2 separate regions of the Homo sapiens genome follow, and region 1 is linked to region 2. The links are chromatin loops, found by intact Hi-C in ENCODE. Cell type or tissue: heart left ventricle. All regions are shown on one strand. Each heading gives the region's core, and the rest is flanking DNA. Links, peaks and the distances in the headings are about the cores only. Region 1 holds the start of LOC124903304 (a long non-coding RNA gene). Region 2 overlaps LOC112268136 (a long non-coding RNA gene).

The links. A loop is a pair of places that touch in the nucleus more often than their neighbours do. Peaks named below come from ENCODE experiments on the same cell type or tissue, not always from the same donor. Only the 100,000 strongest peaks of a DNase experiment are listed, where the experiment ranks them.
Region 1: it touches region 2 in a loop (7-fold over the local background); 6 of 110 quality-filtered maps call a loop at or near these places.

Annotation. Positions count from the first base shown.
Region 1 is chr14:38,359,354-38,372,200 of GRCh38, reverse strand. It overlaps LOC124903304 (a long non-coding RNA gene), which reads right to left and starts at 983. Exons shown (of 3, transcript XR_007064118.1): 1 at 783-983; 2 at 237-432. In heart left ventricle, for the core only: no CTCF peak of the experiment used is centred there; no DNase peak of the experiment used is centred there; H3K27ac peaks cover 895 bases.
Region 2 is chr14:38,305,034-38,317,880 of GRCh38, reverse strand. LOC112268136 (a long non-coding RNA gene) reads right to left here. Exons shown (of 5, transcript NR_169588.1): 5 at 5,951-6,094. Among named protein-coding and RNA genes, the nearest start is that of CLEC14A, 55 kb to the right of the region's middle. In heart left ventricle, for the core only: no CTCF peak of the experiment used is centred there; no DNase peak of the experiment used is centred there; H3K27ac peaks cover 2,585 bases.

The DNA of each region.
Region 1 (12,847 bases), core at 4,163-9,162, 55 kb before region 2:
CTACACCATATCTAATAGTAATAGCTAATGTGTTAAACACTATAAATGTTTTACATGGAACACCTTACTTAATCCTCAGAACAACCCTGTGAAATGGACATTATTCTTTCCATTTTATAGGTGAGAAAACTGAAACTTACAGAGGTACCTGCCAAGATTTCCCTATCTCAGTAAATGATACCACTATTTATTCAGTTACTCAAGGCAGAAATATAGGGCCACCCTTGAAAACTTACTTTTCCTCACCCTACATCCAATTTGGTAGCATCCCTGGTGGTTTTAACTCCAGTGATTTCTTGGCTTTGACCTCTTTGCTTCACGTTTATTAAATCATCATGATCATACATCCACATTATTGGAACAGAATTTTCACTGGGTCTCGTCAGTTCAATGCTCCTCTTCAATCCACTCTCCACAAGGAGCAAAAGTGACCTTAAAATTCAAATGGAATCATGTCAACGCTTTGCTTAAAATCCTTCTGTGGCTTCTCATAGCAATGAAATAAAATCCATACACTAGAGCAGAGTATAATTTCTGCATCCTTTGGCCCCGATTTATGTCTCCACTTCTACTTTGTTCCTAACCCACCATCTTGTAGTCACACTGCTCATTTTTCAGTCCTTTAAATGAGCCAAGCACATTGCCACCTCATGGTCGCGGCCTAAGCTCCCCCTCTAAATGGAATGTTCTCCCTACATGTCATGTGACTAATTCCTTCTATCCTTTTGGGTGTCAATCTTAAATGTCACCTCCCTATAGAGATCTAATCTTGACAAAACTACCTAGATTATGTTCCCCCATTCTCATTCTTCATCTTAGTGTCTTCTTTGGTCTTTTTGTAACAAAATTCCATGTAAAGTCATTTTATGCATATATTTATTTGTCTTTTTTTGGGGGATGGGTACTGTGTCTTCCCATAAAATATGTGTTCCAAAAAAAATAGGTACTGTTACCATCTTCTTCACTATTATTCCCACAGCAAAACCTAGTAGAGAATAAAAGATAATCAACATATAATTTTTGAATGAATAAAGGTGAGTTCTCAAACTTTGACATTTTCATGGATGTGATATTTAAGACAGAAATTTGTTAGGATGTTCATAACATTATTGACTTTTTTTTTTTTTTTTGAGACAGAGTCCCACTCTGTCGCCTAGGCTCAAGTGCAGTGGCATGATCTCAGCTCACTGCAACCTCTGCCTCCCAGGTTCAAGCTATTTTCCTGCCTCAGCCTCCCTAGTAGCTGGAATTACAGACACATGGCACCACACCTGGATATTTTTGTATTTTTAATAGAGATGGGGTTTTGCCATTTTTGCCAGGCTGGTCTCAAACTCCTGACCTCAGGTGATCCACTCACCTCGGCCTCCCAAAATGCTGGGATTACAGACTTGAACCACTACGCCTGGCCCATTATTGACTTTTTTTTAACCAAATAGTAACATTTAAAACTGTATACATACATATGTGTATATATATTTTCTGTATACATATATTTGTGTATGTATATATATATTCTCTAGACATAATTTTTATTTGTGATACTTATGTTCTATAATGTTTCTTTGAACACTGATTTAGCAAATACTGGATAATTGGTCTTAGAGGAAATATGGAGCTAGGTTCCTGCGAGCCCTCTGGTCACAAAATTTTTATTAATCAATCAATATATAACCCTGTTACCATTTTCTTTCTTTTATTCTTTAGGTGAGAAAACTTAAGATCTACCTCTTAGCAAGTTTCAAGTATGCATTATAGTATTGTTAACTATGATCATCATGCTATACATTAGATCTCTAGAGCTTAATTCATTTTTGCATAATTGAAATTTTGTACACTTTGACCAACTTCTCCCCATTTCTCCCTTCCACTATTTAAAGCCATAAAACCCCCCAAACAAAACCGTGTAACCTTGTTTTATGTGTGTTGTGATATAAAGACACCTTATTTAACATGTTGTTGATTCATTAACATTGAACTTATGGAGAATAGGTCTGTAACTCATGCCTGAACAAAGCTTAGCTAATATATATTTTCCATAAGGCCATGACAGCTTTCTTGTGTTTCAGAACACTAGATAGCACTTCCAACACTACAGTTTGGGGCCATTTTAAATAGCAAAATTATCGACAAAAAATCCTATGCAAAAATGCAAAGAATATGGCAGTAAATGGACTACCAAAGTGTTAAAGTGTTGGAAAATTATGACACTTTAGTAGTATGAGAGCTGAAACAAACAAAAAACATCATCATAGGGAGCCAGGGGCAAATACCAACAAGCTACAAACTGAAGGATTTCAAGAAAAGTGGGTCAAATATTACATAATTTCTCATCTTAACCATCTCTCAACACTTTCTGATTTCAGAATATGAAATTTATTAGAGAAGGTATGTAATACTCATGGTATTTTTCATGTTTCTAACTAGATTTGCTTTAGTGCATTTTAAGAAAGATGAAGAAAGCAAACCTACAATTTTATACTCTAATGGGCTGTCCCTTCAGCATTTCCAGTGACAATTTTATGGAAGTCGATTACTGAACTAAAATTAAGTTCTTGAGTGATTTAATGATATTAGCTTCAGGTAAGGCTCATTTTGATATGTCTAATAAGGATGTAACACACTGCAATGCATTCTTGAAGTCTGCTGGAGATATTGATTACACGTCAGGAATGCATTTAAACTAATTCATAAGATTTTTGTCAAATCAGTTGTCTGGCAGTTTACATAATAAAAAAATGATGAGTGATTAGCAAGCATCATTTTATATAGAGTGTCTCCCCTAAAAGCTGTTCTGTTATATTGTATGGGCATGCTGTCTTGATGAAATAGTAAACCAATTTACCCCTAATCATGATGTTTCACTCATATTTATCATAGAGAGGTGTCTATACTCTTGTGTTGTTCACCAATATAAGCCTAGGTTACCTGATTCATTTATGCTTCATCTACTTTTATTCTGACAACAGCAATTTATCATCTTATAAGACATAGAAGAATAGGTAAGCTTCCTGTTGATAGTATCTAATAATGTTGCACATTCTTACATTTTTAAAATTACTTTCATAACCATATTTCATTTAGTAAACTTAAAAATTACATGGAGTAGATTCAGATATTATTTTGACCACCTTACATAATGAAAATTGAAGTTCAGAGGATTAAGTGACCTGTCTAAGCCACCATAAGAAGCTTAAATCTGGATTTTATTTTTTAGTGTGACCTCTATGTATTATATTTCATCTTTTTATGCTTAAGAGACTAAAGACTAAGAGAAATTGAATTTTGAGAAAACAAAATTTTGACAACAAACTAAATCTCTTATGCTCTTGAGGGTAAAATAATTATTAATGTGGGATAGAAGATGTCATGGAAACTATTATTTTGAGCCAAATTCTAAAATAAATAAAAATACTAAAAGTTTCCATATATTATTATAGTTTTAAAAAAGCAAAACATCTATTAGTGAGGTGGCTTTCATACCATAACAATTGTAAATATAGTATAAAGTGATGAATTCTATCCAATTAAAATATAGAAACATCCAGTTAATTATCAAGATGATCCACAAATAACAGAGTTCAGAACTGGTCAAGGTGGTAATTAACAAGTTCTGAATTACACAGACAAGTTCTGCATAAAGTAGAGAAGGTTATAACAAGAGCTAGTGAAACAGATAAAAGGAAGGCTAAATTAGCAGTTTTTCTATCCTGTTTCCAACACTTTAATTATCTGAAGGAATGCTATGTTATTAGAGTCTCAACAAAAATTTCATAATAATTTTATTTCAATTTGTAATCATTCCAAGTGCCTGTAATCATTCCAAATGCCCGTACACAGGTGTCATAGAACTCTTCTGTAGTAAATGTTATAAACTCAAAACAGTGATACATTTGTATCACTCCAGGCAGGTTAGGAGGCACGACTTGATATATCTTGGTATAATCCATCTACGCTCATCCTGCCCCACCTCAGCAGAGTCCTGTGGATGGAGCTCTTAGATTGGAAAGACATGCATCCTGTCCTAAAGAGGAACGCTGAAAAAACTTCCTTACTGTTACTCTGAAGATACAAATTCTCCCTTCCCAGTCATACTCCTCCCTAGAGAGCCAGCCCCAAAGCCCTGCCTATCCTGCCTGTACCCTGTGGCTTTACACTGTCCCAGGGTCATTGCTAATTAAAGCTGAACCAATCAGATTCCATGAGAAATTTGAGTGACGTGGAGTGTAAACCAGTGAAACACATGTACTAGCTTGAAAGAGAGATTATGTAGAGCTGGGAAAGCCATTTTCATATTTCTACCATATAAGACCTGCAGCAAAGGAGCTTAACAGTAGTGAGAAATAGGAGGAGGAGGCCAAGGTGATTGTACCACTTTGACCACAGACAGGGAGAGAGACTTTTTGGTTTTCCAGTTCTCAGTTTTCCTGTTTGGACTTCCTGCCCTGGTGTTCTCTGCTTCAGTAAGATATCCCTGTGTTACTAGGATAAGGAATGCTTAAGTCTGTTGAAATGAACTTGTTTGTCCAATCAAATAGTCCCTGATTATGGCAATCACAAGCTGATCCGAAAGTAGTAGCAACCCTGTGCCAAGTGGCCAGACAGCCTCGGACTGGGTTTCAGTCAAATCTGATTAAGTTACCTCTCCCTACAGGAGAAAATAGCACCTTTACTCTAATAGCCTTTCAGCAGGTTTTTAGCAACACTGGTGTGTCTTATTCGCTCATAATTGTAAAATTGCAGAATTTTCTACCTGGAGTGGAGACTTAATAATCACATTTAGCTTTCTTATTTTGTCAGTGGGAGGACTGAGAAGCAAGGAGGTTGATTGTCTTGTTCAAGGGCTTGGGAAATTCCTAGCTTGGATCTCTTCATTTGGCCTCTCTCCACAGGACCTTTGCTGTCTGTTGGTAGAGGGGTCTTTTGAGTTTTCTTTCCTTGTAAAGGGAAGGTTCTGCTGCCCATAAAACCTTCAGCTAACTTTGTGGATCCGCTAAGAATCATGTTCAGCTGCATATAACAACATGTCAGATATATCAATGGCTTAAACTTATGAAGATATATTTTATTCCACATAAAATAAGTTTGGAGATGTGCAGTCTGGGGAAGATATGGTGACCCCATGATCATCAGGGACTCATCCTCCATCTCTATTTCTGCTCTTCCATTCTTATTTGACTTCCATCTGCTCTTCCATTCTTATTATTTGGCTTCCATCTGCAGGATCACCACAATAGTCCAAAATGGTGTTTGGAGCCTCATCTATCATATCTGCATTCTAGGAGGTAGGGTGTGGAAAAGGAAGGGGCAAAGTGACACATGCCAGCTGTCTGTCTTCTCATTCTAATAGCTTTTGTTTACTTCTCACTGGTCATAGCTCAGTGAAGTGGCCACTTTAATCTCAAGATAAGCTGGGAAATGCATTATTTTAGCTAGGCACATTGCCACCCTAAATAAAATTGGAGCTCTCTTACTAATAAAGAAAGGGTAAATGAATGTTGAAGCAGCAATGAGAAATCTATGCCATACCTTCCTGGACTTTTTCTCTAGCGGATATCTTAGAATGTTCCCATCATTAGGGGGCATCCTAAACTGTTGGGGAAGTTCTTTCTGAGTCATCTCCTTTTCCTGTTAGATCTCCCCATCCCCCTAAACAATGTCAATCTGAACCTCTGTCTAGTTCTAGTATCCACCCACTATGAGCTGACTCCTTTTATCCTCTCTTGGCAGAGGTTTTGCTGTAGCACATATCGGCACCAGCAATAGTAAAATGCATACCCCAAATATGCTCCATTTACTGTCTTTTTAAAAATGCTTTTCACGTCATTACCGAACCCTAAGTAGGAGGAAGACACTCCTTAGTCAGTGGTAAGGCAATCTCTGCTCCTCTTCAAAAGGTTGTCTGTAGAATGATGATAATAACAGTCTCAACCAGTAAGATGTTTTATGATGATGATATAAGTTAAAATAATGTGGAAAGCACTTAGGACACTGTTTTGGAACAAAATAAGTCCCCTATGAATGTCTGTTATTGTTATTATTCATTAATATTATGATTGTTATTATTATCAACACATGGCTTTTTTTATACTGAGGAATATTTAATGATCATCTAGGAAAAAGATATTCTTGTCTCCTAAACAAAAATTCCTCCCAGGAGAATTATTAATGGGCCTGTAAGGCAAGGGAGAGGCATTATGTTCAGGAAGCCACTGCAAGAACAGCTATATAATACCATACAAGCTTTACCAAGTCACCTAGTTGGTAAAGTGGTACTTTACAGTGTGAGTGTTGGGAGACATGCTTCCTGTAAGAGAAGCTTCTCATCTCCAGGAGGCCTTCTGAGCCAAGGATGGTGATGAGGTGGCAAGGAAGATACTTAGAGAAGAGCCAACACACCAAACCAGAGGGAAACATGCTAAACTGTCTCCTTCACAAGTTTTCATAGACTTGTATCTGGTAAGCTGGGTTCCAGGTGTTTTTGGATGAAATTCCTACTGATTGAGTTTCCTAACTACATTCCAATAATCCACATATGCTTTTGATGAGCTGCATGGAAATTTAATGTTGTTCTAAATTAAGTGGAGAGGAGAACAGGAATGTGTTAATTATACATAACAGTGAACCAAGTGTAAAAACTGAAGTCTGTAAATTTATTCTTTGAAGCATATTTCTTGCTTAAAAAAAAAGAAACTAAAAAAATGATGAGACCGTTTAGTGCCTGAAAAATGTGGGGCACTGGGACATGCTATACTTTGAGTTGTTCTTTGAATACTGTGAACTTAGTCGTTATTGAGAGGCTGATGTGCCCTCAAGAGTGATTGTAATTAAAGCCTGATTTGAGAGTCTTTTTTATTTCTGATATGGTTCTAAGAGTGTGTGAGAAAGTTCTGAGGACTGACATTTGGAAAGAAGCAGAGAGTGACTTTTGTATCCTGAGTAAATCACTTCCAATGAAGAGACAGAATTAGAGACAAGAACAGAACAAAAGGTTTAGGGGAAAGGAGGATCTTAGGTGAAAAGGAAACATATAATTCTATCAAAATGGTTTATACTGACATGCTACAAAGGCACATTCAACTAGCAATCACTTTTGAAATAGTCAGGAGAGAGAAATGTGGACACTTACATGAACTGAAAATTCCATTCAAGCACCTCTTTGGATCTTCTTTATCTATACTTTGCTTGGAAGTGAACAAAAATAGATCTTTGAGTATGATTTTTCATTTTCCATTGTCAGAGCACAGGATGTCTCACATGAGGGATAGTAACGCTAAGCACTTTCTAGTTGAGGAGAAAGGCGACAAAGATTATCAAGGAAGATCTCCAAAGAACATGGAATTGGAATTCAGGAAAATAGCTTCCTTCCCTCTAACTCTGTGGCCAAGTTTCTCTCCTGCTTTCTCAAAGATGATTCAGGTTCCTAAATGTAAAATGAAAATCATTCATTCCACCTATCTCATCTATTTAAGTTAAATAAAGCTTCAATATATAGTAGCTGTATAGCAGCTTAGAATGTCCAATAAAAAATAGTCTGCTCAATTTGCAAATTTGCACCAGAGTCTGGAAGATAGGAATATACATATAGATATATAAATATAGTACACTTAAAGTCCGGTGGTAATTGATGATCATTTCCTAGTTAGTAACCAAGACTTACCTAATCAGCAAGGATAGTTTAGGGAGTCGGGGTGGAGAGTTAAGGAGCAGCTCTCTACCCTGCAAGCGGGGAAAGACTTGAAAGATGCAGATGCTATCAACAAACTGTATTTGGATACTGAAACACAGTTGAAGATATTGAGAAGAGAACCCTTTCCAAATTGAGGGGAGCACTCCTTGAGGGGAGAAGCATACAAGATTGCTGGTCTGCAATCTTACTGGGAATGAGGGAGAACACTTAGATGAATCCACGAAACAAACTTTGATAAAAGGAGCAAATATCATAGGAGGGGAAGGAGGGAGTTGTGGTAGGTCCCTGATGACTTATATGGATAAAGAACTGGAAAACTACCCTGAAATAACACTTAGACTATCTGCTACCTACATACCAGCTATAGAGCCTGGGTAATATTAAAAACAAAGGGTATTTGAGATAAAAATCCAGGACAATGTGATTTTGTGGTTATGGCTGAGATTTTTTTTTTTTTTTTTTTTTTGAGACGGAGTCTCGCTCTGTCGCCCAGGCCGGACTGCGGACTGCAGTGGCGCAATCTCGGCTCACTGCAAGCTCCGCTTCCCGGGTTCACGCCATTCTCCTGCCTCAGCCTCCCGAGTAGCTGGGACTACAGGCACCCGCCACCGCGCCCGGCTAATTTTTTGTATTTTTAGTAGAGACGGGGTTTCACCTTGTTAGCCAGGATGGTCTCGATCTCCTGACCTCATGATCCACCCGCCTCGGCCTCTCAAAGTGCTGGGATTACAGGCGTGAGCCACCGCGCCCGGCCGGCTGAGATTTCACAGGATAGTTTCTGTCTGAACTTGGTTGTCAATACCGAAACCCTGACTAGAAGCTTAAGCTTCCCTGGGTCCAGGCTTTGCAAGGCATCTTTTCTTGGAAGCTTGATTCTGCCCAGGTTTTCTTTGGCACAGGGTAGGGACCCATTTAAATTCTTAAAAAAAAGAAAACTGGTTTAATAACACCACTTTGTTATTATTATGTGTTATTACAAAGACCTGGGGGTTGGGAGATGGTATTCAAGGGATTCTGAGGCTGATCAATGTAACATATGTGACCATGAAAGGCAGTAACACCCAACACACTTTATTGAGCAGCACTTCTACCGAATTGCGTAAGAGGGGAAATCCGTCACAGCACACGATCATCCAGAGGCTTCAGATGGGGAGCCATCCTCCAGGAGATGAGGAGGGCAAGGGAATCCCTGGGTGAGAGCAAGATCGGAAACGGTGCTTCCTATATAAGTGATGTCACTCAGCAATCTGACAGAGGTCTCTGGGTCAGAGACCTCCAAAGGGCCATAGCAGTTTGGTTTTGTAACCACAATGTTTTACCTTATCAATGGGTAACAGCTGTCAGGTAAGGTTTCACAGGGTATGCAAAGCAGGCAGACTCTAAACAGTTAAAAATCTGTATTTTTGAAACAATTGGATATGTCAAGTTTAAGGTTGGTGCTAGTGGGCTTTTGAACTAATGTGTCTCAGCCTGCAGTGAAGAAATGAACAAACTGACGTATATACAGAGGCAATCTTTGGCTCGTTTATATAACAGCTATAATAAATGCTTATTATAAAAAAATTCAAACAATGCAAAAAGTAAAAAGAGGAAAGGAAAAACTACTCCATATCTTTCAACCCATAGATAAGTGCTATTAAGATTTTGGTCTGTATTCATATTTGTACATGTGCACACACACAAAATATAAACACATTGTTGTAGACATAAATAATAGATCTGTATCATAATTTTTATTTTTGCATAGAATTTTATTGTGTGTATGCTTATATGACAGTTTACTTTGAAAAATCCTTGTTGATGTATATTTAGGTTAATCCATTTTTTACTAATATAAACAATTCTTCAATTACCAAACTTGTATGTCATTTTCCAATTTTCATAAATTCCTAGAAGTGGTATTACTGAATCAAAGTGTATACACATTTAACGTTTTTTGTGCCAATTGACACATTTCCTTTCACTTTTTTTTTTTTTTTTTTTTTTTTTTTTTTTGAGACGGAGTCTTGCTCTGTCACCCAGGCTAGAGTACAGTGGTGCGATCTCGGCTCACTGCAAGCTCCGCCTCCTGGGTTCACGCCATTCTCCTGCCTCAGCCTCCCGAGTAGCTGGGACTGCAGGCGCCCACCACCACGCCCGACTAATTTTTTGTATTTTTAGTAGAGACGGGGTTTCACCATGTTAGCCAGGATGGTCTCGATCTCCTGACCTCGTGATCCACCCGCCTCGGCCTCCCAAAGTGCTGGGATTACAGGCGTGAGCCACCGCGCCCGGCTGCCTTTCACAATTTTATCAATTTATTCTTCATGTTATATTTATGAATTTTAGATTAAGTTAGGAAGGGTTATAATAAAAGTTAAAATAGAAACTGAACTGAGACATGTAAAAGTTGCTACGGGGAAAACTTTTGTCTTAAAATTATATTTGGAACAAGAAGGCGATTACAGAAGGTGTATGTCTACCATCCTTTCACTCTTGCAGATGATCCATCTTCACTGTTTCAGAGAAAGTAGCAGTCAACAGGAAGGAAGTCTTTCTGCCTTCAGTTTCTACCCCTCAACCTCATCTTCATTCCAGGTTACCTACCTACTCAGTCGGAGGAGGAGGTAGTTCTACTTCTTTCTGAAGCTCTTGGTCTAACTCTGTTTCATAGATTTGTCACTCTTGCACTCTCTCTCCACCAAAATTTCTCTTAAAACTAGAAACCTGTTCAAAATATCTTCATTCTAAAAGCAATTCTTTTGACTATGCCTCCTCTTCAAGTCATCACCTCGGGGAAAAGAAAAATGTGCCAAGTGCCGAGCATTTAAAAGTGCATAAAAAACTGACTGCTCCACTATCTTAAGCCTAACACAGCATTTATGAGACTCTTAAAACACTTTGTTATATTTTTGTGACATAAAGCAAAGTAATAATCAATTCAAAGAGATAATTTATAATACTTTCCTTAATAAATTAGAATTTAATGCAAATAATCCTTTCTCATATGGAGTTAACTCTCTCTTTGGCCTCGTATTTCATCCTTCCTCTTTCAGCTTGTGGAGACCTGCCGAACTCTTTCTGAGTGACTTGGTTCTCCTCTACTTGCAAAGGAGGCAAATTCAACTCTAACTTTTCTCTTGTGGTCTTTGTGTTATTCCCTGACACCTGCCTCCCTCCATCTAATTATAACACTCAAGCATGGTCTACATATCCTGCCTCTACTTTCTCCCTTTCCACTTGTCCTTTAACCCACAGCAATATGATTTCTGTTTCTACCAACTAACTGAACCTGTTTTGGCAAAGCTCAAAAACATTGAACACATAATTTACAAATTCAGTAGTTTATTTTTAACTCTGTATCCGGTGTGATCTCTTTGTGGAATTTGACCATTTCTGCCTTGAAATTCTCCCTAATCCCGATATCCTCAATACTTTTTCCCTCATTATTTTCCTTCTGCCTCTCTAATTTCTTCTTTTTAGTGTTTTCCTCTCCTCTGGTTCCTTTCCCTTAGCTTAACTCTTAAACATTGTTTTTCTTCAAGGCCTCTGTATTAGTCATTTTTTGCTGTGTAAAATATCTCAAAGCTCAGTGGTAGAGAACAACAATGCATTACTCTACTCTCATGTCTCCAAGCTGGCTGAAGGTAACCTCAGAGTTAAACTGGCTTCCATTCCAAATGCAGTTGGTTCCAGGTCTCCATAAGTCTCTCATCCTCCTTTGACCAGTAGCCTGGCTGGTGCAAACTCTTTTCATGGTGCTGACAAAAGTGCAAGAGGATAAGGCCAACCATTCATGCAATGATATTGTAAAATATATATTTTGTCCTTGTCCCCAGTTTTCTGACATACAATTCCTTAAATCTTTGAAATCTTCATAGTGGTAAGTGTCTTTTTGTATGCTAATAAGTTGACTGATGACTGACAGCTACTAGGTAGCTTCAGGATGGAGTCTGGTCACTGGAAAGACCACACAGCAGGATTAGAGGAGTTACTCAGCTCCACCATCCAGCCTCCAGGGAGGGGAGAGGGGATGAAGGTTAAGTTGATCACTAGTGGCCAATAATTAAATTGATAATGCTTAAGTAATGAAACTTCCATAAAAACCGAAAGGACTGGGTGGAGAGAGCTTGTAGACAGCTGAACACGTGGGGGCTTAGACGTTTATATGCCAGGAAGGTGATGCATTCCAACTTCATGGGGACAGATGCTTCTGTTCTTGAGATCCTTCCAGAACTTGCCCTATGTGTCTCTTAACCTAGCTATTTATTTGTAACCTTTAATATATCCTTTGTAATAAGCTGGTAAACATAAGTTAGTGTTTCCCAGAAGTCTATTAGCTGCTCTAGCAAATTAACCAAACCTGAGGAGGAGGTTGTGGAAACCCTGATTTGTAGCTGGTCAGCCAGAAGCTATAACTATCTGGTACAACATCTGGGTTGGTTCTGTACAAAACGGGTACAACAATCTGGGGCTCTTGTTTGGCATCTGAAAGGTTGTGAGGGGACAGTCTTAAGAACTGAGCCTTCAACCTGTGGGATCTGATGCTATCTCCAGATAAATAGCATCAGAACTAAACCAAATCAGAGGATACTCAGACAGTGTTAACCGTAGAATTGATTATTTGGTGCTACAGTTTGAATGTTTGTCTCCTCCAAAACTTATGGGAAACTGAATTCCCAATGTGGCAATATTGAGAGGTGGGGCCTTTAAGAGCTGATTGGATCATGAAGGCTCTGCCCTCATGTGTGAATCCATTATTAAATGAATGGATTAATCTTTTAATGGATTAATAGACTAATGGGTTATCACAAGAATGGGCCTGGTGGCTTTATAAGAAGAAAAAGAGAGCTCTGAGCAAGCATGTTCAGCCCCCTCACCACGTGATGCCCTGTGCTGCCTCAGGACTCTGCAGAGAGTCTTCACAGCAAGAATGCCCTCACCAGATATGACCCCTTGACCCTGGACTCAGCCTCTATCACTGTAAGAAAAAAAAAATCCCTTTTCTTTATAAATTACTCCTTTCTAGGTATTCTGTTGTAAGCAACAGAAAATGGGCCAAGATACTTGGCGTGTCTGTTGGGGTGGGGAAACTCCCACACATTTGGTCACAGTAGTATTCTCGGTGGAAAGAGGAAAAATTGTTTTAATCTACACAAATGCCCACTTCAAATTTTT
Region 2 (12,847 bases), core at 4,510-9,509:
TGAATTGAGCTGGGGGTCACTATGTTAACTGAAATAAACTAAGCACAGAAGGACAAATACTGCATAATTTCACTCATATGTGCAATTTTTAAAAGTTGATCTCAGAAGCAGAGAGTACAGTGGTAGTGACCAGAAGCTGAGGAGAGTAAGTGTGTGGGATACGGAGTGGTTCACCAATTGGTACAAAGTTATGGGTAGATGGAGGAGTAAGTCCTGGTGTTCTATTGTACAGTAGGATGGCTATAGTTAGCAATAATTTATTGTATATTTCCAAATAGCTAGGAGAGGATTTTGAATTCTATCACCACAAAGAAATGGTAAATATTTGAAGTAGTGGATATGCTAACTCTCCTGATTTGATCATTATACAATGTATTTGTATATGGAAACATCACACTGTACCCCATAAATATGTACAATTATTATGTGTTTATTAAATAAATAAAACAGAAAAAGAAGGAAGACAGGAAGAAAATGAGTTGTCAACCAGTTTGTTTTAATGTCTAACTTCCCATATTTGTGCCAATGTTATGCTCATATTAAATCAGCATCATGGACCATGACCCAGTGCTAGCCTTAAGGTGGTAGAATTATTTCTTATGGTTAGAACTCAAGTGCCATGGGAACAGGAGCCTTGCCAGACTTGTTACCACTCTACTCCAAACACCTGATCAACCAGTGAAGCACAGTGGCAGCTTTACCGTGAAGCTAAGCCTAAGCTCCTTCCCTGCATGGACTACTTTCAATATGCATAATTACGTCATAATTTTGTATTATTTTTCTGAAATAGGATTCCTCAAATGGTATCAGCTTCAAGTTTCATTAAACACGGATCCACCTATGGTAAGAGGCAATAAATTGAGGTGCAATATGCTTGGATGAAGGTACAACAAGGAGAATGAAAAGAGAAATGATTAAATAAACATGTTTAGAAGAAAATCAGCTGTACTTAGTGACTGAATTGTGGAAGGAGGGGGATAAAGAAAGAAAAAGTGAACAATTCTTTTTCTTTAATGGCATTATTAATTTCAAAGATAAGTCATATGTAACAGCAGGATATCTGGATATCAACTGACATATGAAAAGCATGTCAATGACACATTGCTTGCCAAAGTGGAGGAATAGCTAAATGCTACTCTAATTAACTGGATTACAAACTGGGTAAATGACTGTACAGATGACACTGATTAAGAGTTAACATAAATCTGTAAGTTTCTATGGGTGTATCAAATGTCTAGGTCTTTATATCTCTTTTTTAAACATGTTTGTTAATGATTTGGACCGAATTATAAGCATGTACTCAATACATTTACATAGGTGATGTGATTTTGAGAAATCCAGAGGATAAACTAAAAACTTATTAACAAAAGGAGGAAGAAGTAGATTCTAAAGTAGTGTATTGAGATACATGACTTGGCAGCAACATTGTTAAAACTGATTTGAGGTTACAGTTGCCCCTGAGTTCACTTTGTGTCAACTGTGTGATGTTCATCCACAAAAGTTAATGTCATCCTAAACCTACATTAATAGAAATAGTTTCTAAATTCTGCAATGAAAGGAGTGTAATAGCCTCCTTTGGCTCCACAATGCTCATTTCTCTCTTCAGTGTGCTGTTGATATGCTCTGTGTGATGAGAATGGTTCAATTTAACCTGCCAAGGATAAAGCTAGGATGAATATCAACAGATTTAATTTTATTAAAATGACTTTTTAATAGAAATATAAAAGAGAAGTGTAGCAGCAAGTTGTTTGCTGTATGTGTTCAATCATAGGCTGGACAGCCAACTTAGCTAGCATTTTGTTATAAAAATTAAAGCATTAAGCAATTGGTTATTTCATGGACTTTAAGGTATCTTTTTAAACTCAGAGTTGTCAAGATCCTATTACTCTATGACTCCTTGATAATTTCTGTTTCAATTTCAGATTGTTGGTCCAGCTTCTTCTGAGTTGTTCTTTTAACTACCAGTTGAACTGGCAGCCATCCGTAGAATGTTCCCTTCTGTGTTTCCAGTCTCATTTCACAGATTCAAAAGATAAATTCTTATTGAAAATTCATATGCTGTTTATTCTTCTGTTCCAGGAGAATTCTGCTTATTTATCTACAGTAAAGCTTTTAAAAAGTGTAGTTTTTGGGGTTGGGCACCATGGCTCACGCCTGTAATCCCAGCACTTTGGGAGGCTGAGGCAAGCAGATCCCCCGAGGTCAGGAGTTCGACACCAGCCTGGGCAACACAGTGAAACCCTGTCTCCACTAAAAATACAAAAAATTAGCCAGGCACGGTGGCGCACACCTGTAATCCCAGCTACTCAGGAGGCTGAGGCAGGAGAATCGCTTGAACATGGGAGGCAGAGATTGCAGTGAGCCGAGATTGTGCCACTGCACTCCAGCCTGGGAGACAGAGCGAGACTCCGGCTCAAAAAAAAAAAAAAAAAAAAAAAAGAAAGAAAAAAGAAAGTGTAGTTTCTGGCATAATTAAAAGGGCTTAAAGAAATTTTCTTCAGAAACTAAGGGCAATCTGGAGACATCCACGGTGAAAGGCTCATTCAGCTTATAAACAGGAATCTGATGATTCTAGATTTTTCTGCTCCAGTTTTCTTGACAAAGATTGTGCTCACTAAAGTTCTCAGCCAGGTAACTGTTAAATTGGCATTAATAAATTATAACATCAGCTACCTTTTGCCCAAAGAGTTATGTTAGAAAATATTCTCCTAAGGATTGCTTTTCTATCTGATATATAAGCCAAATTTTTACTGTAAAAAAAAAATAAGTTCTTATATTACTGGCATTAGTAGGATCTAGTTAATTTTCTTAAAGATCCATACATAGAAGGGATATTTATTAACAAAAAAGATAGTAGAATTAACTTTAATGAGCAGTTAGTATTATCTAAACATTCTTTTATAAAATAACAAAGAATAGATAATCAAATTTGGTTTAATATTACTATTTCTATAAAAGAGACAACTTGATTCTTCAAAGTAATCACCATAATTAAAGGGAAAAAGCTTTTATTGATTAGTTGAGTTTATTTAAATATTATAAACAGTCATGCAAAAAGGTAAAACTAAAATTCAATATGAGGAATCAACCATCATGCTCAGAAAATAAAGTCAAGGTAATAAATAATCAAGTAAATGTAATTTGAATACCATCATTATGAGAGGTAAAAGACAAAAATATTGTCACCATGTTTGCCATATATTTATCTTTTGTCCTCTCACCTCTTTGTAAACTAAGATTTTCTTCACTACCTCACTGAAGTCTTTGGAGGAAATTCATAAATATGAGAACAATTGACATCTAGATGACTCCCAGAAGTTTATCCTTGCAGCCAAAACTGTCATTACCCTATACAAGAATACCTGCAATCTAAATGGTACTTTCAAAGGAACCAGTAAAGAAAGATAAATTTATTAAAAAGCAATAAGGTTGTACTAAAATGACTCAACTTTAACATTTTCTACTACATCTATCACAGGCAATGAGCAATGGTCTACTTTGTTTTGTAATAACCAACATGTTACAAACTCTGAGGAAATCAATATTTACTTTTATAGAAACAATAACAAGAAAATATGTAGAGCTTTAGGGCCCATTAAAATAACTAAAACAAGAACAAATTGTACACATAGATTTTAAAACTTTATTTTAAGGGTGACTTTTATTATATATCACTGTCATAATCATCATATAATCTTATATTAATCATTATTATGGAACCTAATGTTGCTTTCTCAATTCACCTGTAGTGCGGCAAACCTGATAGGGTTTCTCAGTAATAGAAAGCCTTTTTAGTAAGCAGTCTGATAGACTCTTGCAAAGATAGAGGGTTTATGTTCACTATTCAGTTGAAACTACAGGGTGCAGGGGCCATTAGCAGGGCTCAAGAACATCAGCTAACAAATAAGAGCTGTAGGATTTAGTGAGTCATTCCAGAAGGAGCCACAGATCAATTGAAGTATAAACTGGCCTCACTGCACAAATGCCACCTTCTTCAGGAAGCCAAATAGACATAAATACACAGAATGACATAAAATAGTAAAAAAACTAGGCATCTGAGAAGTCTAATATCCAGAATCTATAAGTAACTTAAATCAACAAGCACAAAACAACCCCATTTAAAAATGGGGGCTAAGGACATGAATAGATATGTCAAAAGAAGACATACAAGCAGTCAAAAAAACATGAAAAAATACTCATCATCACTAATCATCAGAGAATGCAAATCAAAGCCACAATGAGATAACCAAATTATATAAGTCAGAAAATAACAGATACTGGCCAAGTTGTGGAGAAAAAGGAATTCTTATACAGTGTTGGTGGAAATGTAATTTAGTTCAGCCACTTTTGAAAGCAGTTTGGAGGTTTCTCAAAAAACTCAGAGCTACAATTTGACCCAGCAATCCCATTATTGGGTATATAGACAAAGGAAAATAAATCATTCTACCAAAAAGACACATGCACTCATGTTAATTGCTGTGCTATTCACTATAACAAAGACATGGAGTCAGACGTGGAATAAGTGGTGAATTGGATGAAAAAATGTGGTATATATACAACATGATATACTCCGCAACCATAAAAAGGAATGAAATCATGTCTTTTGCAGCAACATGGATGGACCTAGAGATCATAATCCTTATTAATTATAAGTGGTGAGGCAGGCAGATTGCTTGAGGTCAGGAGTTGAAGACCAGTCTGTCCAACATGGTAAAACCCTCTCTCTACTTAAAAAAAAAAAAATACAAAAATTATCCAGGCTAGGTGGTGGGTGCCTGTAATCCTAGCTACTTGGGAGGCTGAGGCATGAGAATGGCTGGAACCCAGGAGGTGGAGGTTGCAGTGAGCTGAGATTGTGCCACTGCACTCCACCCTGGGTGACATAGTGAGACTCTGCCTCAAAAAAAAAAAAAAATCAAGTGGGAACTAAACATTGAGCACCCATCAATACAAAGATGGGAAGAATAGACCCTGGAGACTGCTAGAAGGGGGAGAAAGTGAGGGGGTCCTGGGTTGAAAACTACATATTGAGGATTATGCTCACTACCTGAGTGCAATATACCCATGTAACAAACCTGTACATATGCTCCCTGTATCTAAAAAAAAAAAAAAAAAAAGCCTTTTTTCACCACTCCATCTAAAATAGCCCTTTTGTAGTCATTATCTAGCTCCTTATCCTATTTTGTTTTTTTTTTCCCAGCATTCATCATTGCTGATACTGTGTAGCATATTAGTTGTTTATCATCTATCTCTCCTTCTAGAATGTAAGCTCCCTGAGGATTGGATTATTGTTTAATTTGCTCATGGTCCCACAAGCTGAAACAATAACTGAAAAATTGGTAACTTTCCATAAATATTTGTGAAATGGTTGAAATCCAAGGGAGGTAGACTATCTGCCAATGGATGAAAAAATGAAATCCTCAGTAAAGGCTTTCCTCGAAGACATTTGTGGTACTGAACACCATTTACTCACATACTGCTAAAAGCATGTGAAAAATAATAAAATTTCCGTGAACCCCATTTTCTTTATGTGGAGTAGGTCCAAAAAACCTATAAAGCTTTCTTATGAAAAACAATTGTACTTCAAATTCTGTACATACAGAGTCCAGATATTTTTTGTCTCCTTCTACTGCACTGATTATAAAAAGACCACAACCATCAAGGTTGAAAGAACTAGAAACACACAATCAGAGATATATAAGCAGAATATTCTAAGCAATTAGAATATAGTTATAGTCCATTGCTCCAAAAAGTGAATTAAAAAACAAATTCGGAAATATTCCGGGGATAATTAGCATCAGGGAAATTGAGCTGAATTTAGAAATAAAACATTTATAATACATGAGATTATTTTAATATGTTCATGAAATTTTCTCCATTTATGATTGTGTTAGTGTTATTTATCTTGGCAAAGGAAAGATTTTGAATACTGAAGCAGTAAAAGCAGGAAGCCACAGAAAGCTGTTTACTCCATTACTTAAGTTTTCAGTGGGTTTACACAGTGTTTGGGAGACAAGCAAGCTTCAGAGATTTATTTCATGGGGTCTGGAATTGCAGAGAGAACACACTAAGGAGAACAGTTGAATCTCACATCCTGTGTGGGAGGGAAAAAAAGGCATTTACCTAAAGTAGACATTGCACCAAATACTGAAAGGTTATCTGATAGCAACTGAGGCAAAAAAAAAAAAAAAAAAAAGAAGGTATTCTTGCATTGAAGCAGTTATGGTTTTGAGAGCAATTTGAATTAAAAAACAAAAATGTCTATATTTTCTTTCTGTGAAGTGCCACTAGTGATGTTTTTGTTTTTCTTTCCTATTAGTTGAGCAGTCCTAAAGCACTAGTTGTTAGGGAGAACTTGGTAATAATTGTATTCCCTCAATTTTTATTTAAAACGGCAAATCATTTGTAATATATCATTTTAAAAACAACAACTATGATACACCTTTTAAAGTATAAGATGACCTCAGTTCCTGAGAAAAGGAGTGTTTTTTTGTCAGTACTCAAATATCCTTAATGGCATAAATTGCAGGCTCTGACATGATGACCCATTTTTAAATTGAATATAAATGACAAGCTAGTGTAAGGAATGTAAATTCCCATCGAATCAGCATTACTCTGTTCTGTTTACTTATGCCTTTTAGCATTATGCTTTAAAAACACTGATATCTTTATCTTTTTTTAGTTCCATTTAATTTATTCAGCAATGTGCCCTTTTGTTATGTGTAAGAAATCCTCATTTCTTCTCCTTATCCTATTTGCTTTGCTGTCTTATTCAGTGTTCATGAAACAGCCTTGTTTGTAAAGGAGGTAACCCAAACTGATGTTTGACATGCAGTAGGCAGTTTCTGAGTTCAAATGTTTAACACTTGCTTCTAACATTTTTGCCTTAATAATATTCCCAACTGTATACCAAAATGAGCCTTATATTTAATGTCTAAGGGAAATGGGAAAACCATACTGTGGTATAGCAATATTATGACAAGGCATTATTATTAAAAGGCATTATTCTTAGAGTTCTAACTAGAGAGCACTAAGATCTGCCCATTTTCATACCCAGTGCTTGAGAAGCACTTTGCATTCTTAAAGAACATAACAATGAAACTCGTGCTTTGATTTTGCTCCTTGTCTAATTTTTCAGCCCATTCTAGCTGATTTTAGCATATTGTTTTGTATTTTAGAAGAGTTATTTTTAGTTCAGTCTTCCATTTGACTTCATACATCATTTTTTTCTTCTCTTTTCATTTCCCTGATTTGAAACTTGATCTATTCAAAGGAGGAAATGAAGAAGAATGGTCTTCCAGGTTATTTCCTGAAGATAAAATTCAGCGTCAATTCAAGGAAAGTAAAACTGAGTTTTAATACCCAATTAAGGATTTTGAAAAACACAGCAACTTGAGAACTTGATTTATCAAGCCATTTTACGATGCTTTATTATTCTTCAAGACTAGGTATCTGGTTACTTGCTAATGCTGTGTGGTCTTTGGATCACTGAATGACTTTTGCATTTTATCGTCTGAAGGCTTTGAGAATTATAATTTTTCTACATCACTAACACTTCACATTAAGAGAAACAGCACTATTTATTTTGCTGCTAGGTTTCAAAAAGTATATTTCTTGCATTTTAACCAGGCTAGACACACTTCAAGATGCCATGCAGCTAAGCCCAGGATAGCAGGGCACTGTTCTTTTTCTTTCTTCCTCCCCATCCTCAGCTCTCCCTCATTCCCAACTCTGCCTCTCATTTCCTCAGCAACCTCCTCCACATTCTCACAAAGCAGAGATTAGATAAATAGGACTGTGATACTGCTGTGATACTGGTAAGAGTTCATAACTTCTCGCTGTTGACAACCACATTGCTTAGCCCGCCCACACAATGACACTGGCTTCCTAAGTTCTTGGCTCTGTGGGGTGGGAGAGAGTGTAGGGGGTTTTTTTGTTTGTTTGTTTGTTTGTTTGTTTGTTTGTTTGTTTTGCTTTGTCACCCAGGCTAGTGTGAAGGGTTTTGCTCTGTCATCCAGGGTTTCTCTCTGTCATCCAGGCTGGCATGAAGTGGAATGCAACCTTGGCTTCCTGGGCTCAAGCCGTCCTCCCACCTCAGCCTTCTGAGTAGCTGGGACTACAGGCAGAGACCCCACCATGCCTGGCGTACCTTTTTCTTGTTAGAGATGGGTTCTCACTATGTTGCCTAGGCTGGTCTCTAACTCTTGGGCTCAAGCAATCTGCTGGCCTTGGCCCCCCAAAGTGCTGTGATTACAGGCATGAGCCACGGCACCCAGGAAGGGTAGGTTCTTAAGGGAAAATATTTCCTCCATGTGTGGCAGAAAGTATTCTAGTAAGAGAAGCAGCAGGAAGGGCTATGAGGCAACAGATGAAACACAAAATTAAATGCATAGAAGGATGGAGAAGATGCAGAATGCAGAAAGAAACACGCTGGGGAGCTCATCGGTCTTACGTGGTTCAGAAACATATTTGTCTCCTATCCTTCCCCCAAATCGACAACTCTTGGTCAAAAGAGGGTCAACGAAGATAATTTTTTAAAATAAAATTTCCTTTTCTAGCCTTGGGAACTATTTTCAACATGATTTCAGGGTCAAAATATTAGAATTATTGAAAATTTTAAGTAAATGGTTTATTTTTGTTTTATTATAAAAAATATTGGGTTAAGACAAGTTAGAAATTTTTGAACATTACTAAAGCATGAAATTATACTTCAATATGTCTTAGACATTTTGAAATTGGTGCTTTTGAAGTTTAACCTAGAGATTGAGGTCCCATTAGGCAAAATAAAAGTCCAGTGCTATTTTATCTTGCAAGTGTAAAATTGTTGTACAATTGAAAAAGGACTGGGCTGTATTTCCTCTACTTACTAAAAAGATACAAGTCAAATTACTATATCAGATCCTGAACAATAGAATTTTTGTTTTATTTTTCTCTCTTGCTAGGGGCTGGGAAAAGTAATTCCTTCAACTATTCTTGCATCAATCATTGCTGTTCAATAATGCTTGCAGAGTGAATGACAAAATATGTAAATGATTACTTTCACACCTGAAACATTCTGTCCCTTGTCTCATAGAAAATCATCTGCTTAATAAATTTTTAATTTTTTTTTAGTTTATTAATATTTTAATTAATAAATTTATAAGAAGCTGTTTTTGTAAAACCTGGCTAGCTGATTCTAAAATATATAATACAAATGAAGTAGAATAACTATAATAATCTTAAGGAATAACAAAGTTGGATACTTATAGTACCAGATATTGTGCCAGGTGCCATAAAGCTACAGTAACCAGGACAGAATGTAGGTGCAACAATAGACAAATGGGTCCATGGAACAGAGTAGAGTCCAGAAACAGATCCAAACATATAGAACCTTTTGATTTATGACAAAGACAACAGCGAAATTCAGTGGAGGAAATGATAGTCTTTTCAGTAAGTATACTGAATAAACTGGAATATCTGTATAGAGAAAACTAACCTTGAACCCTACCTTAGCATATATACTAAATTGCTTTGAAATGTATCATACACTTAGATATGAAAGTTAACATAACACAGCCTCTCTTTTTCTTAGCTTGGTTAGGGGCTTATTCATTTCGTATATCTTTCCCAAAGCCAGCTTTTAGTTTTGTTGATTTGGTCGATTGATTTACTGTTTTCAATTTCATTGATTTCTGCTCTATTTTTTAATCACATATTTTCTTCTGTTTACATTGGTGTAATTTGTTCTTTCTCGCTTCCTAAGGCAGAGGCTTATATTATTATCTCTAGATTCTTCTCCTTTTGTAATATCTGCACTCAATGCTACATCCCACAAATTTTGATAAATTGTATTTTCATTTCAATTTAGTTAAAAGTATTTTTAAATTTCTATTCTTCTTTGGTCTATGTGTTATTTAGGAGTGTTTTGTTTACCCTCCAAATACTTTGCAATTTTCCTTATCTTTCTGTTATTGATTTCTAGTATATATTTTACTGTAGCCTGAGATAATACATTATATAATTTCTATTCTTTTAAATTTCTTAAGGTATGTTTCATGACCCAGAATATGGACTATCTTGGTGGATGTTCCATGTAAGCTTGAGAAGAATGTGTATTCTGCTGTTGATATATTAAGGAGTTTATAGATGTCCAGCAGATTCATGATGCTGTTGATTTCAACTATGTCCTTAGGGATTTTTCTGACTCCTGGGTCTGTCCATTTCTGATAGAGGAGTGTTAAAATTTCCAACTATAAGAGTGCATTCATCTATTTTTCCCTGCAATTCTATCAGTTTTTGCCTCACATATTTTGACAGTCTGTTGTTAGGTATATACACTTTAAGGAGTGTTGTCTTCTTGGAAAACTGACCACTTATTATTATGTAATGCCCTTTTTTATCTCTGATAATTTCCTTGCTCATAAGTCTTCTCTGTCTGAAATTAATATAACTACTCCTGTTTTCTTCTTTTGATTAGTGTTAGTATGACATCTCTTTATTCATTTACTTTTAATCCATATATGTCTTTATATTTAAAGTGGATTTCTCGTAAACAACATAGAGTTGGGTCTTGTTTTCTGATCCACACTGACAATCTTGTCTTTTTTAAATTAATTTTATTTTAGGTTCAGGGGTACATGTGCAGGTTTGTTATACAGGTAAATTGCATTTTGCAGCGGTTTGATGTATAGATTGTTTCATCATCAAGGTAATAAGCATAGTACGCAATTCATAGTTTTTCAATCCTTACCCTCCTCCCTCCCTTCACCCTGAAGTAGGCCCCAGTGTTGATTACCCTCTTCTTTGTGTCCATGTGTACACAATGTTTAGCTCCCACTTATAAGTGAGAACGTGCACTATTTCATTTTCTGTTCCTGTGTTAGTTTGCTTAGGATAACAGCCTCCAGCTTCATTCATGTTGCTGTGAAGGACATGATCTCATATTTTTAATGACTGCATAGCATTCCATGGTGTATATATACCATGTTTTCTTTATTCAGTCTACCATTGATGGGAATTTAGGTTGATTCCATATCTTTGCTATTGTGAATAGTGCTGCAATAACATATGTGTGCATGTGTCTTTGTGGTAGAATGATTTATATTCCTTTGGGTATACACCCAGTAATGGGATTGCTGGATTGAATGGTAGTTGTAAGTTCTTTGAGAAATCTCCAAACTGCTTTCCACAGTGGATGAACTAATTTACATTCCCACCAGGAGTGTGTAAGTGTTCCCTTTTCTCTTCAACCTTGCCAGCATCTGTTATTTTTTGACTTGTAATAATAACCATTCTGACTGGTGTGAGATGCTCATTGTGGTTTTGATTTTCATTTCTCTAATGATTAGTGATGTTGAGCATTTTTTCATATGCTTCTGGACCATGTATATGTCTTCTTTCGAGAAGTGTCTGTTCATGTCCTTTGCCTACTTTTTAATGGGGATTTTTATTATTAATTTGTTTAAGTTTCTTATAAATCTGGATATTAAACCTTTGTCAGATGCATAGTTTGCAAATATTTTCTCCCTTTCTGTGGGTTGTCTGTTTACTCTGTTGATATTTTCTTTCGCTATACAGAAGCTCTTTAGCTTAGTTACATCCAATTTGTAAATTTTTGTTTTTGTTTCATTGCTTTTGGCATCTTCGTCATGAAATCTTAGCCAGGGCCTATGTCCAGAATAGTGTTCCTTAGGTTTTCTTCAGGGGTTTTTATAGTTTTAGGTGTTACATTTTAGTCTTTAATCCATCTTTAGCTGATTTGTTAGTATCGTAAAAGGAAGGAGTCCAGTTTTAATCTTCCGTATGTCACTAGCCAGTTATTCCAGCACCATTTACTAAATAGGGAGTCGTTTCCCCATTGCTTGCTCTGTCAGCTTTGTTGAAGATCAGATGGTTCTAGGTGTGGGGCTTTATTTCTGGGCTCTCTGTTCTATTCTATTGGCATATGTGTCTGTTTTTGTACCTGTGCCATGCTGTTTTGGTTACTGCAGCCTTGTAGTATAGTTTGAAGCTGGGTAAGGTGGTGTGCCTTAAGCATTGTTATTTTTACTTAGCATCGATTTGGCTATTCAGGATCTTTTTTGGTTCCACGTGAATTTTAGAATAGTTTTTTTCTATTTCCGTGAAGAATGTCATTGGAAGTTTGATAGGAATAGCATTGAATCTACAAATTGCTTTGGGCAGTATGGCCATTTTAACAACATCTTGCTTCCTATCCATGAGCATGGAATGTTTTTCCATTTGTTTGTTTCATGCCTGATTTCATTCAGCAGTGTTTTGTAATTCTCGTTGCAGAGATTGTTCAACTCCCTGGTTAGCTATATTCTAAGGTATTTACTTTTATGGCTATTGTGAATGGAATTGCTTTCTTGATTTGGCACTCAGCTTGGATGTTGTTGATCTATAGAAATGCTACTGATGTTTGTACATTGATTTTGTATGCTGAAACTTTACTGAAGTTGTGTATCAGCTCTAGAAGCTTTTGGGCAGAGTGTATGGGATTTTCTAGATAAAAAATCATATAGTCTGCAAACAGAGAGAGTTGGACTTCCTCTCTTCCTATTTGGATGCCTTTTATTTCTTTCTCTTGGCTGATTGCTCTGGCTAGAACTTCCAGTGTTATGTTAAATAGGAGTGGTGAGAGTGGGCATCCTTGTCTTGTTCTGGTCATCAAGGGAAATGCTTTCAGCTTTTTCCCATTCAGTATGATGTTGGCTGTAGGTTTGTTATAGATGGCTCTTATTTTGAGCTATATTCCTTCAGTTCTTGTATGTTGAGGCTTTTTAACATGAAGAGATGTTGAATTTTATTAAAGACTTTTGTTCATCAATTGAGATGATCATATGGTTTTTGCTTTTCTTTCTGTTTA